3 separate regions of the Homo sapiens genome follow, and regions 1 and 2 are each linked to region 3. A link is a contact called in ENCODE Hi-C or POLR2A ChIA-PET data. All regions are on one chromosome and are shown on one strand. The core of a region is the stretch at or near the end of the contact, and the rest is flanking DNA. Distances in the headings are between cores, read along the strand shown.

What was found. A loop is a pair of places that touch in the nucleus more often than their neighbours do. ChIA-PET counts read pairs that join two places held with the same protein, here RNA polymerase II (POLR2A).
Region 1: a loop to region 3 is called in a map with no recorded cell type, with 2.2 times the contacts of the local background. The contact joins the enhancer-like site here to the promoter of NDUFV3 in region 3. A Hi-C loop is called at or near these places in 1 of 37 single-sample maps with no recorded cell type. POLR2A ChIA-PET finds 5 or more read pairs at or near these places in 4 of 52 experiments (H1, K562, activated B cell and 1 more).
Region 2: a map of sigmoid colon shows a loop between it and region 3 (2.4-fold over the local background). The contact joins the enhancer-like site here to the promoter of NDUFV3 in region 3. A Hi-C loop is called at or near these places in 1 of 168 maps with a recorded cell type or tissue (sigmoid colon). POLR2A ChIA-PET finds 5 or more read pairs at or near these places in 13 of 52 experiments (AG04450, Caco-2, GM12878 and 9 more).

Annotation. Positions count from the first base shown.
Region 1 is chr21:43,014,098-43,018,152 of GRCh38, forward strand. PKNOX1 (PBX/knotted 1 homeobox 1) reads left to right here. Exons shown (of 11, transcript NM_004571.5): 6 at 2,811-2,910; 7 at 4,036-4,055. Among named protein-coding and RNA genes, the nearest start is that of PKNOX1, 42 kb to the left of the region's middle. Within about 2 kb of position 2,152, at least 3 of the 41 ENCODE cell types and tissues checked have a DNase peak (open chromatin) inside an H3K27ac peak, as active enhancers do.
Region 2 is chr21:42,989,686-42,993,805 of GRCh38, forward strand. All of the region lies in intron 1 of PKNOX1 (PBX/knotted 1 homeobox 1), which reads left to right. Among named protein-coding and RNA genes, the nearest start is that of PKNOX1, 17 kb to the left of the region's middle. RefSeq lists an enhancer at 2,774-3,297. Within about 2 kb of position 2,871, at least 11 of the 41 ENCODE cell types and tissues checked have a DNase peak (open chromatin) inside an H3K27ac peak, as active enhancers do.
Region 3 is chr21:42,891,388-42,895,563 of GRCh38, forward strand. It overlaps NDUFV3 (NADH:ubiquinone oxidoreductase subunit V3), which reads left to right and starts at 1,922. Exons shown (of 4, transcript NM_021075.4): 1 at 1,922-1,994. The coding sequence starts at 1,947. It also overlaps a transcript of WDR4 not described here. RefSeq lists silencers at 1,409-1,708, 2,049-2,298.

The sequences.
Region 1 (4,055 bases), core at 902-3,401, 120 kb after region 3:
TGCAAACTCCGCCTCCTGGGTTCATGCCATTCTCCTGCCTCACCCTCCTGAGTAGCTGGGACTACAGGTGCCTGCCACCACACCCGGCTAATTTTTTGTATTTTTAGTAGAGACGGGGTTTCACCGTATTAGCCAGGATGGTCTCGATCTCCTGACCTCGTGATCCGCCCGCCTTGGCCTCCCAAAGTGCTGGGATTACAAGCATGAGCTACCACGCCTGGCCGTCTTTTGCGCATTTTTTAGTTGGATTTTTTTTTAACTTCTGAGTGTTGAGAGTTCTTTGCTTATTGTAGATACTAGTTCTCTGTTGGATATGTGGTTTGCAAGTGTTTTCTCCAAGTCTATAGTAGCTAAGTATTTTTCTCATCCTCTTAACAGGTCTTTTTCAGAGCCAGCCTTTTTAATTTTAATAAAGTTCAATTTATTAGGTTTTCCTTTTATGGATCATTCTTTTGGTGTCAAGTCTAAGAACTCTTTGCCTAACCCTAGGTCCCAAAGACTTCGTCTTAAGTTTTTTCCTAAAAGTTTTTAAATAGAGACAAGGTCTCACTATGTTGCCCAGGCTTGTCCCAAACTCCTGGGCTCAAGTGTGAACCACCATGCCTGGCCTCAAAAGTTTTATAGTTGTCCATTTTGCATTTAAATCCGTGATCCATTTTGAGTGGATTTCTCTATAGAATAACTCTCAAAGCTGGGCACATTGTTTCCTCCCACCCTGTGATTCCTTTTCAAAATTGTTTAGCTGTTCTGGTTCCTTTGCCTGTCCACATAAATTTTAGAATGCTCTTGTCTAGAGCTACAAAAACATCTTGCTTAGATTTTGATAGGAATTGTATTATACCTGTATATCAATCTGGGGAGAATTGACATCTTTACTGCATTAAGTCTTCCAGTCCACAGGTATGGCATGTCTCTCCATTGATTGACAACTCTGATTTCATTCATCAGTGCTTTGTAGTTTTTGACACATAAGTTGTGTACATGCGTTTTTAGAATTATACCCAAGCATTTCCTTTCCTGGCCTGTGCCATCTCGAATAAGAGTGGCAAGAGCAGACATCCTTGCCTTGTCACCGCCTTAGGGGACACCTTTCAGTCGCTCACTGTCGATGATGTTGGTTGCAGGTTTCTTTCTAGATGCTCTTTATCAAGTTAAGGAGGTTATCCTATATTGCTTTTTTTCTGAGAGATTTTATTTTGTTCAATTTTGTTAAATGCTTTTCCAGCATTGATTGATATGATTATGTGATTTTTCTTCTTTAGCCTGTTAATAATGGACATTACATGGATTGGTTTTTTGAATATTGAACAAGCCTTCTATTCCTGGAATAAACTCCACTTGGCCATGGCACATAATTCTTTTCATATGTATTCTTGAATTCTATTGGCTAATATTTTGTTCAGCATTTTTGTCTATATTTGTAAGGGATATTGGTGTATAGTTTTGTTTTTCATACTGTCTTTGGTTTTGGTATCAAAATACACAAACTTACATAAAATGGATTGGGAAGTATTCCCTCCTCTTATTTTTTTCTGGAGATTATGTAGACTTGGTGTTATTTCTTAAATGTTTGAGAAATAGAATTGATCTATTTCACCTAAGATGTTAAATTTAGGAGTTTAGAGTTGGTCTAGTATTCTCTTCATAGCCTTTTGGTGTTAGCAGGGTCTATAGTGATCTCTTCCTGTTTTATTTCTGATATTGATCTTTTGTGTCTCTATTTTTTTTTTAGTCAGTCTTTCTAGAGGTTTATGTAATTTTCAAAGAACAGTATTTTGTTTTATTGATTTTTTTGGTTGTTTTTCTGTTTTCAGTTTCATTGATTTCACCTTGATCTTTATTATTTCCTTTCTTCTGCTTTCGGTTCATGATGTTCCTCTTTTTCTAAGATCTTAAGGTGGAAGCTGGGATGATTGATTTGACTAGCTTAACTTTTATTACAGCCTAATTAATGTGGCAGGCTTTAAGCGTAGCCACTAAGCTTACACATTCCGCTCGATGATGGCCCACAGAATCACCGCCTTGGGGTGGCGTCCCCTTATGCTATGTAACTGCTCACATGTCAGGGCACATGAGTGTGCCAGGCCCGGCACTGGAGGCTCCTCTCCCCTGCCAGCTGCCCACCCAGGCGTCACAGTCAGTGGATAAAGTGGCCCATGTGGATCTAACCCCAGATGCATAGAGTCCTCCATGGGGCATGTAGAAACATTTGCATGGGGCTCGCTGTAGGCCGGGCACAGTTCCAAGCACTGTACAAGCAAGAACACTGGGGAAAGCCAAGATCACACTTAGTCCGTGCCGGGGTCAAGAGTCAAGGTGGGTGCCAGGGGCTGACTCCCCAGCACAGCTTGGAATACCTCAGCCCTGGTCACTTCTAGTGCCTCCCAGGCCTGTGCTATAATCTCTTGAATGCTCTTATCGGTCAGGGAGAGCTTGGTTCATGGAAAACTCAAGAGTCCACCAAGCCAAGTCTAATGAAAAAGATGTGTGATCAGAAAGCAGGGTCTTCCTCGATATACTCCTGGGCTGTAAGGCACGTGGAATATGGCAGTGAGATGAAGATAATCTTTTGGAAGCCACAGTGCAGGCTGACGTTGCAGGCTGGCTTGTTGTGTTTAATACACAGTTGAACATCTCTTGCTTTCCGTGTGTGCTGCGTGCATTCTGAAGCCGCGTCATCTGAGGATGTTCTTTCCCTCAAGCTTCTCTTTCCTTTTTTAATGGTGTCATTATGCTACTTATGTTAAAGTTTTAAACATGGGTTTTCCGTTTTCTAGTAATTCCTTCAACATGTGTGTTCTGACTTGCAGCAGATTCAAAGTGCCATCACAGGCACCATCAGCCCTCAGGGAATTGTGGTGCCGGCGTCCGCGCTGCAGCAGGGAAACGTAGCCATGGCGACGGTGGCAGGTACGATGACAGAAAAATGGACACACTCTCCATGAGTTTTTGCAGAAAATGGTCCTGTGTGTTAGAATGACAGTATAAATATAATTTCAAGTTCATGCCATTTTCTAATATAGCAATGTTAGAAGCTAGAGGTCTCTGAATGCCTCTTTCTTGTTAATACTCAATAACAAATATTTTATGCAGATTGTGTTTCTTTGTTTCTCTACCAAAAATATATTGGAAAGAAAAAAGGTTTTATGTAGGAATTGAAAATATACACCAAAAACCAGTTGTCATTTTCAAATAACATAGCTTTTTGTTGTGCTTTTAATAGCACCGTGAAAATCTTAAGTTTTATCATTAATTGATGACAAATAAAAATGCAGTCTTAGCATTGGTATTACTTGTAGAACAAAACCGTTACAGGAAAGGGACAGATTCCAGAGTTCCCTGATGCGTAGAGAACATTGAAAACACAAAGCATCATGGAAATGGGACACGGCAAAGAGGGAGGGGTAGAAATTTACACCAAAGACCTCACATAATAGCACAAAGGGAAACCTCAGTGGGAAAAAAAAAAGCACCATTGATCCAAAAATATAACTAGAATTAAAATAGTTATTATTTAGTACCCTTGGCCAAATCCTTAACATGTGCTAATTTTAGGAAATAGTAGAAAGCAGAGGCTAGCAAAAGGAAGGGAGCCCTCACACCCCAGGTCAGTTGGTGGTGTGTGAGCCGGGCTGTGTGGGCTGCCAGGCACATAGCGCCCACCCACCTGCCCACCCACTGCTGCAGGTGCCCGAGTAGCCCACCCAGGGAGTTTGTTTTGATACTTTATAGTGACAAGTCAACTGGCAAAGGATTGTTGATCTTTTGAAATGATTAAAAAGCTCATCAAACCAGGGATTTTATTCCTTTTGTAAGTATATCAAGAAGAGGGCTGGTCGCAGTGCCTCACATCTGTAATTCCAGCACTTTGGGAGGCCAAGGCAGGAGGATCAGTTGAAGCCAGGAGTTAGAGACCAGCCTGGGCAACAAAGCAATGTCCCTGTCTCTACAAAAAAAAAAAAAAAAAAAAAAAGAAGAATGGTTTAAATCATTGAGACTTAAAAGCAGCCTCATATTTTTATTCTCCCTTTCGAGGTGGCACAGTGTATCAGCCT
Region 2 (4,120 bases), core at 1,621-4,120, 99 kb after region 3:
TAGGATTACAGTCGTGAGCCACCGCCCCCAGCCAAAAAGCAGATTTAAAATGTTAGACAAGCTGAACTCAAGGCGGAAGCATTAGATAGAGGGATATTAACATATCATTTACAGGCATAGTTAATAATCATGGGCAGGCATGGTGGCTCACACCTGTAATCCCATCACTTTAGAAGGCCAAGGAGGGCAGATTGCTTGAGCTCAGGAGTTTGAGGCTAGCCTGGGCAACATGGCAAAACCCTGTCTCTACAAAAAATACAAAAGTAAACCGGGTGTGGTGGTGCATGCCTGTGGTTCCAGCTACTCCGGGGCTGAGGTGGGAGGGTTGCTTGAGTGAGGGAGGTCGAGGCTGCAGTGAGCCAGATGGTGCCATTGCACTCCAGCCTGGGCAACAGAGCCAGACCCTGTCTCAAAAAAAAAAAAATAATAATAATAAGCGGACACAGTGTGCCTGTAATCCCAGCTACTCGGGTGGCTGAGGCAGGAGAATTGCTTGAAATCAGGTGGTGGTTGCAGTGAGCCGAGATCACACCACTGCACTCCAGCCCGGGTGACAGAGCAAGACTCCGTCATAAATGAATAAATAAATAAATAAATAATAAGTAACGATCCACTGTGGCTTCCTGGAAACATCCATGTTCACAGCTGGGGTCTGGTCAGTCTGCATAGTGGAGCACACTGCTAGGATGCATCCTTAGCAAGTGAAAAAAGTGAGGCTCAGAACTGTTTGTAGAGTATAGCCTTTTATCTAAGGAAGGCAGATGAAGACTGGCTTATGATAAAGGTGCTAACCCCCAGACTAGTAAAAATGGGGTTCCCTGTGGAGTAGGGAAGGGGCAGTGTTATAAGTTGGATTTCTGGCCATATCTGCTATAGTACTGATCATGGAACTCTAGGGGAGGAAAGATGTTTTCCTTCTACCCATCTTACGTTCATTGGCTGGGGCTCCTGGAACAGAAGACAGATTTACAAAAGAGAAAGGCACACAAATTTATGTAATATAAGTTTTACATGACATGGGAGCCTTTATAAGGAAATGACCCAAGGAAATGGTTAAACCTGAGTGGTTTTGTGTTAGGTTTGATGAGCAATGAAAAGCTATGGAGAACTATGATAGGAGGAGTGTGAGCTAAACGCAATGAACTGGGGGAAACTTAGCAAGGTCTGTTCAGATTTCTCTCTGTATCCTTCTTTGGAGGTCAGCATGTTTCCTCCCCCCGTAGATACGGAGGGCACTTCTCACATGAGGGTCTTACCACCTGCTTTGGGTGAGGGTCAGAAAGTCCTTCCTAGGTTTCGTGACCTGCCTCAGGAGAGAAGGGTTGGGGAAGGTCAGAGAGATGTTCCTGCACAAGCTGCTTCTCAAATTCTTTCAGCTTCAAATATTCAGTGTGCCCAGGTGCCACATTTTGGGGTAGCATGTCCTGAACCTTGTCAAAACTATATGGATGTTTTAATATAGTTTTAAAATAAAATGAAGTCAAAAGTTGGGGGGAAGTAGTCTCTAAAAATTGAAAGCAGCCGAGCACTGTGACTCACAGCTGTAACCCCAGCATTTCGTGAGGCCAAGGTGGGAGGATCGCTTGAAGCCAAGAGTTCGATACCAGCCTTGGAAACAGCCAGACCCCATCTCTACAAAAAAAGAAAAAAAAAAAACCCTGAAAGCAAAACGAATAAAAATAACCAAACCACAAATTGAGTTGGTGGCTTAACTATACAGAGAGGAGTTATTTCAAGTGACTTCAAAACAAATTGTATTGGCCAGGCGTGGTGGCTCACGCCTGTAGTCCCAGCACTTTGGGAGATCGAGGCAGTAGGATCATGAGGTCAGGAGATTGAGACCATCCTGGCTAACACAGTGAAATCCCGTCTCTACTAAAAATTCAAAAAAATTTAGCTGGGCATGGTGGCGGGCACCTGTAGTCCCAGCTACTCGGGAGGCTGCGGCAGGAGAATGGCGTGAACCCCAGAGGCGGAGGCGGAGCTTGCGGTGAGCCAAGATCGTGCCACTGCACTCCAGCATGGGCGACAGAGCGAGACTCCGTCTCAAAAAAAAAAAAACAAACCAAAAAAACAAATTGTATTGTACATCCTAGCAGGGTAAATCCTAAAGACAAAATAACTAAAAAGAAACCCTGGGCAGTTTTTAGTATGTGAATTGTTAGTAATAACATTTTAACTTATTTATTTATTTATGTACTTACTGACTTACAGCTACTTTTTGAGATGGGATCTTGCTCTATCAGCCAAGCTGGATCATGCCACTGCACTCAGCTTCCAAACCTTTGCTCTTGCTGGAGATGCACTACTACAAATAAGCCACAGGACATCACTTTCTTCAGACCCTGCAGAGCATGTTACACTCATGTGGCTTCGGAAGCTGCATTCTGGTCACAGCTGAGCGTCTTTCGTGGTGCTTGCCTCATGGGCCAGCTGCTTCATCAGCTCACCCTGTGTTTCCCATTTTGAATAATGCCGTAATTCATAGGTTGAATTGATGTAATTCACTGTTGCAGGCACCAGAGTTGTACAGATTGTTGACAAGTGTCCTGTCCTTGTGAGTTCGACCTTATCTTAGAAGCACAATTATTTTATCGTCAGAGGTCAGGCTGTGTAGAAGAAATAGCAGGGCTTTGGAGCTGGACAGATTGAAGTCACCCAACCTCTGGTACATCTGTGTCCTCAACAGGGAAACAAGGACAACTAACCTATCTGCGTCTTCTAGAGTAGTCTGGTCACAGCTAGTGTGAACCCCCCGGTCACACTGTTAGTGGCAAAAAACCATTTTATTATGTGGACAAATTCTGTGGACCAGGAATATGGAGAGGAAGTGGCCGTCTCTCCTCCAGGATGTCTGAGTCCTCAGCTGGGACGACTCAGCGGCTGGGGGTGACGTAATGACTGAGGAATGGTATCTTCTGGAGGCGCTTTCTGAAATCCGTCAGCTGGAACACGAGCTGGGGATACTGACCAGAGCACACGTGCAGACTCCACAGGACCTGGGCTTCTTCACAGATTAGAGGAGGTCTTCACAGCACTGGGGGTTCCCTCACAGCACTGGGGGGTTCCCTCATAGCATTGGGGGCTTCCTCACAGCACTGGGGGGTTCTCTCACAGCACTGGGGGGCTTCCTCACAGCAATGGGGGCCTTCCTCACGGTATCGGGGGCTCCCTAATAGCATTGGGGGCTTCTTTGATATCATTGCGAGCTTCCTCACAGCACTGGGGGGCTTCCTCAGCACTGGGGGTCTCCTTTATGTCATTAGGGGGCTTTCTCATAGCAGTGTCAGGGGGGCGTTCCTCACAGCATGGGGCTTCCTGGTAGTCGGAGTGTCACTATGAACAAGATGGAAGCCTCCTTGCCTTTTCTAACCCAGCTCTGGAGTCGCACACCATCATTTCCACTGCATTCTCTTGTTCTCAAATGAGTCACTAGGTCAGCCTGGATTGCAGAGGAAGGGACAAAGACCTCGTGTCTCGATGGGAGAAATGCCATAGAGTTGGGGGATGCACTGGCCTTGGCATGTAGTAGACACAGCTCTGTCTGCCCTCACTGCCCCTTTCCTCCCCTCACGAAGCTCCATTCTTCTCCTGACACTCAAAACGCTGACTGAACGAATGTCCGTCTCGCCTCCACAGGGCCTACATCAACAGGACTCGCGGGCCGAGCTTCCAGGCGCCTTGAGTGGCTGGGCCGGGCCTCCACGTTGCCCTGCTGCAGGGTTAGGTGGGAGCGAGACTGGCCCCACTCCTGTTGACTGTTCCACCAGCACCTTCAGTTTGTGGAAGTGGTTGTGTCCAAAGAGATTTTCGTAAAAACATCACAATTCTAAAACTTTTTTTTTTTTTTCACAATTCTAAAACTTTATGCATTTTTGGCATTTAAAAAGCCCTGGCAAGTCTACTGCCTTATTTCTCCTGCTCCCTTGGCCTGTGGGTCTGTTCCTGTATGGTTACCCACTTTGTTTTTTTTGTTTTTTTTTTTTTTTGCTGTTACTGTGGCTTTGTAGTATATTTTAAAATTTGGTATTCGTTAACTCTTTTTTTTTCTTTTTTTTTTTTTTTGAAACAGAGTCTCGTTCTGTTGCCTGGCCTGGAGTGCAGTGGTGCAGTCTGGGCT
Region 3 (4,176 bases), core at 672-3,171:
CCAACCTGGCCGGTGACCACGCCAGAGGAGGTCTTTTCTTTTTGTTTCTTCTTGAGTGTTGCAACTCCAGCAAGATGTCAACATCTGCCGCATGTGCCCGCTGGTGGTGGTGTGGAAGTGGGGAGCTCCAGGTCCATGAAGGAGGGTGACGTGGATCTTCCAATTCCAGATCAGGATCCCCAAATTTGTTACTAAGCTGTGAATTATTAAGCACACCTCACAAAGGCGAGCATGACCTTTTCCCTGGACACAACAGAATGAGCCTAGTGGTGAAGAAAAAAAAAATCTGGCCGGGTGTAGTGGCTCACGCCTGTAACCCCAGCACTTTGGGAGGCCGAGGCGGGCGATCATTTGAGGTCAGGAGTTCGAGACCAGTCTGGCCAACATGGTGAAACCCCGTCGCTACTAAAAATACAAAAATTAGCCGGGCGTGGTGGCTCATGCCTGTTGTCCCAGCTACTCAGGAGGCTGAGGGAGGAGAATCGCTTGAACCTAGGAAGTGGAGCTTGCAGTGAGCCTAGATTGTGCCACTGTACTCCAGCCTGGGCAACAGAGCAAGACTCTGTCTCAAAAAAAAAAATTTAGGCCAGGCACAGTGGCTCACACCTGTAATCCCAGGGCTTTGGGAGGCCGAGACGGGTGGATCACGAGGTCAGGAGATGGAGACCATCCTGGCTAACACGGTGAAACCCTGTCTCTACTAAAAATTACAAAAATTTAGCCGGGCGTGGTGGCGGGTGCCTGTAGTCCCAGCTACTCGGGAGGCTGAGGCAAGAGAATGGCGTGAACCCGGGAGGCGGAGCTTGCAATGAGCCAAGATGGCGCCACTGCACGCCAGCCTGGGCTACAGAGCAAGACTCCGTCTCAAAAAAAAAAAAAAAATTTAAACAAAAAAAAAATCTTTTGGCATTTTTTTTTCTCCCTTTAGGGACAAAGGATCCCTTCTCATGATTATCCTAAGATCTAAGGTTATTCTTTTTGCCTCCCAGGGTGGATGGTGGCAGATGCCCTTGCATTTACTTGATAGCAGACTCCTCTTTGATAAAGGCCTTTGATAAAGGCCTCATTCCGCCAGTTTATCTTGCCACCTCAATGAATCGCTAGCTGTGTCAGGAATCCCTACACAATCCATTTAAATGACTGTGGCAGGGCCTCTTCCCCTGTGGAAGCTGAAGGTGGCACGTCCATCTCCGATGAAATGCGAATGGGGCTCTGGGCACGCGGCGGAAGGCAGAGAAGAGGCAGAGAAAGAAGCTAATAACTAATTACACCGACTCCACAATTACGACTAACGTTGGGGACGAACTCTTTGCTAAATAAACATTTAGGTGAAACAAAGCTTCCATTTCCAATCGGCCTAACTCTGGTATTAGCGTTGGCAGGGGCCATGCAGGAGGGGCAGTGAGCAGTGGTGGCCGCGTTGCCGACAGAGGGTGAGGGAGCTGGGCGCGTGGTGTGGGCGCCGAGGTCCCGAGCTGAAGAGCTTTAAAACCTCTCAAAACACAGAACTATCAATCAAGTAGGACCAGACTGTGCCCCCAGGGAAGGTCGCAGATTTAAGGCTGCGAGGACAAGGGCAAAGAAGTGCGAAGCGTTCGGGTGGACATGCAAGCCGGCCCAGCGCAGACGCCTGAGAGGGGTGCCCAGCAGCCCCCGCAGGTCTCCGCCGCGCCCCCGCCACAGCGCCCAGGCGCCCGCAGGGCACAGGGATCGGCACCAGCCGGTGACGTGTCCCTCACGCTGCTGCCTGTGATTGGTGGTCCCGATCCGGGGCGTGGCCCCAAGGGAGGCACTTAGCCCTACTGGGGATGCGCGCGCAGACCCACGGCCTCTGCTCCGCCCCCAGCTGGCCTGTAATTGGCGCAGTCGGCCCAAGGGGCGGCTGTTCAGGCGCGGGTGCGCGCGCAGCTGCTGTGGCCCTGCTTGGTGCGCCCGCTGTCACCGCCATGGCTGCCCCGTGTTTGCTGCGGCAAGGACGAGCCGGGGCGCTGAAGGTAAAGGAGGAGCCAGCCTGGGCTGGCTGCGCGGCCCCGAGCCTACGTAGGGGATGGGGTGAGGGGGCGCGGTGCTGGTCAGGTCCGGGCCTGTCCGCGACCTCTAGCCGTCCTAGTTGGGCCGCTGACCCCGCTCCCTGGGCCCAGGACTGACCGCCACGGGGCCAGGCCCGGATGTGGCCAGCGAGCGTCCCGCGGTTCCCCCGAGCCGGTCCGCCGCCGCCGCTGCCCGAGGCCCAGGCCGAGGCTGGCGTGCCCCGTGCCGACGGGCGCTCCCGAGGGCTGCATGCCTGGGCGGCAGACTCGGGTGGACGTTCCCAGGTGATGCTGCCGCGCGGCTGGGGTCAGCCGCTGTGCGGCTCCCGCACGGCTTCTCTGAAGGACAGTGACTTCTCCATTTAGCCAAGAGAGGAAATGAGGGAACTTTCAGGGACCTGGTTAACTTGGTAACTTACTGACAGCCGTTGAGAAGCCAGCTGACATGACCTGACCTGTGAAAAGGAGAAGAAGGGCTTTCTTTTCGGCAAATAAAAAGCTAAGGCCAAGGCCGGGCGCGGACACTTTGGGATTTTGCCTGTAATCCCAGTACTTTGGAAGGCCGAGCCAGGCGGATCGCTTGAGTTCAGGAGTTCGAGACTAGCCTGGCCAACATGTCGAAACCCCGTCTCTAAAAAATACAAAAAATTAGTCTGGCGTGGTGGTGCATTCCTGTAATCCCAGCTACTCGGGAGGCTGAGGTGGGAGGATCCCATGAACCCGGGACGCGGAGGTTGCAGTGAGCCGAGATCATACCACTGCACTCCAGCCTGGGGGACAGAATAAATAAATAAATAAAATAAGGCTAAGACCACTTCACTCTCTTACAAATTTTAAAATGGCTGTTATTACAAAAGCAGTAACTATTCCCTGCAGAATATATATGCGTGTGTGTATATATATATATAAATACATATTATATATATTATATATAAATATATATTATATATATATTTATATAATATGTAAATATATATTATATATTTATATAATATATAATATATTATATAAATATATATTATATAATATATATAATATGTTTATATAAATATATATTATATATTTATATATTTATATAATATATAATATATATTTATATATTATATATAATATATATCATAATATAATATATAATATATATATATTTTTTTTTGAGACAGAGCCTCACTCTGTTGCCCAGGCCCAGGCTGGAGTGCAATGGCACCATCTCAACTCCCTGCAACTTCTGCCCCCTGGGATTAAGCGACTCTCGTGCCTCAGCCTGCAGAATAATTTAAAAGTACAGATAGGGAAATTCATTGACAGTCTACCATTACTCCTTCAAGCATCTAGTTCCTAACGATTTCTATCAGCTTTTATATGTTCACATAAGCACATGTACTCATGCTTACAATCATGAACATACACGTTTTCATGTTTATATGTGCACATACAGGCACCTCTGTTCTGTATCCAGCATCTAGAACATTGTACTGTCTAGCACTTAATAGGCCTTAGTGAGTATATGCTGAGTGAGTTGGCATAATATAAAATATCACATTTATATTGTAGACACTTTTGAAGCAGTTTTTATATACCTACATCATTTTAGTGGCCAGATAGTATTTCTTCTACTCTATTTTCTAAGGATAAGAAAACATTTTACAGAAAGAAACATAGGGCCTGGCAGGTGGCTCATGCCTGTAATCCCAGTACTTTGGGAGGCCAAGACAGGTGGATCATTTGAGGTCAGGCATTCGAGACCAACATGGTGAAACCCCATCTCTACTAAAAATACAAGAAGAGCCAAGCGCGGTAGCTCACACCTGTAATGCCAGTACTTTGAGAAGCCAAGGTGGGTGGATAACCTGAGGCCAGGAACTCGAGACCAACCTGATCAACATGGTGAAACCCCGTCTCTACTAAATACAAAAACTTGGCCGGGCATGGTGATGCATGCCTGTAATCCCAGCTACTTGGGTGGCTGAGACAGGAGAATTGCTTGAACCCACGAGGCGGAGATTGTAGTGAGCCGAGGTTGCGCCACTGTGCTCCAGCCAGGGTGACAGAGCAAGACTCCATCTCAAAAAACAAAATACAAAAACATTAGCCAGGTGCGGTGGTGCACACCTGTAATTCCAGCTACTTGGGAGGCTGAGGCAAGAGA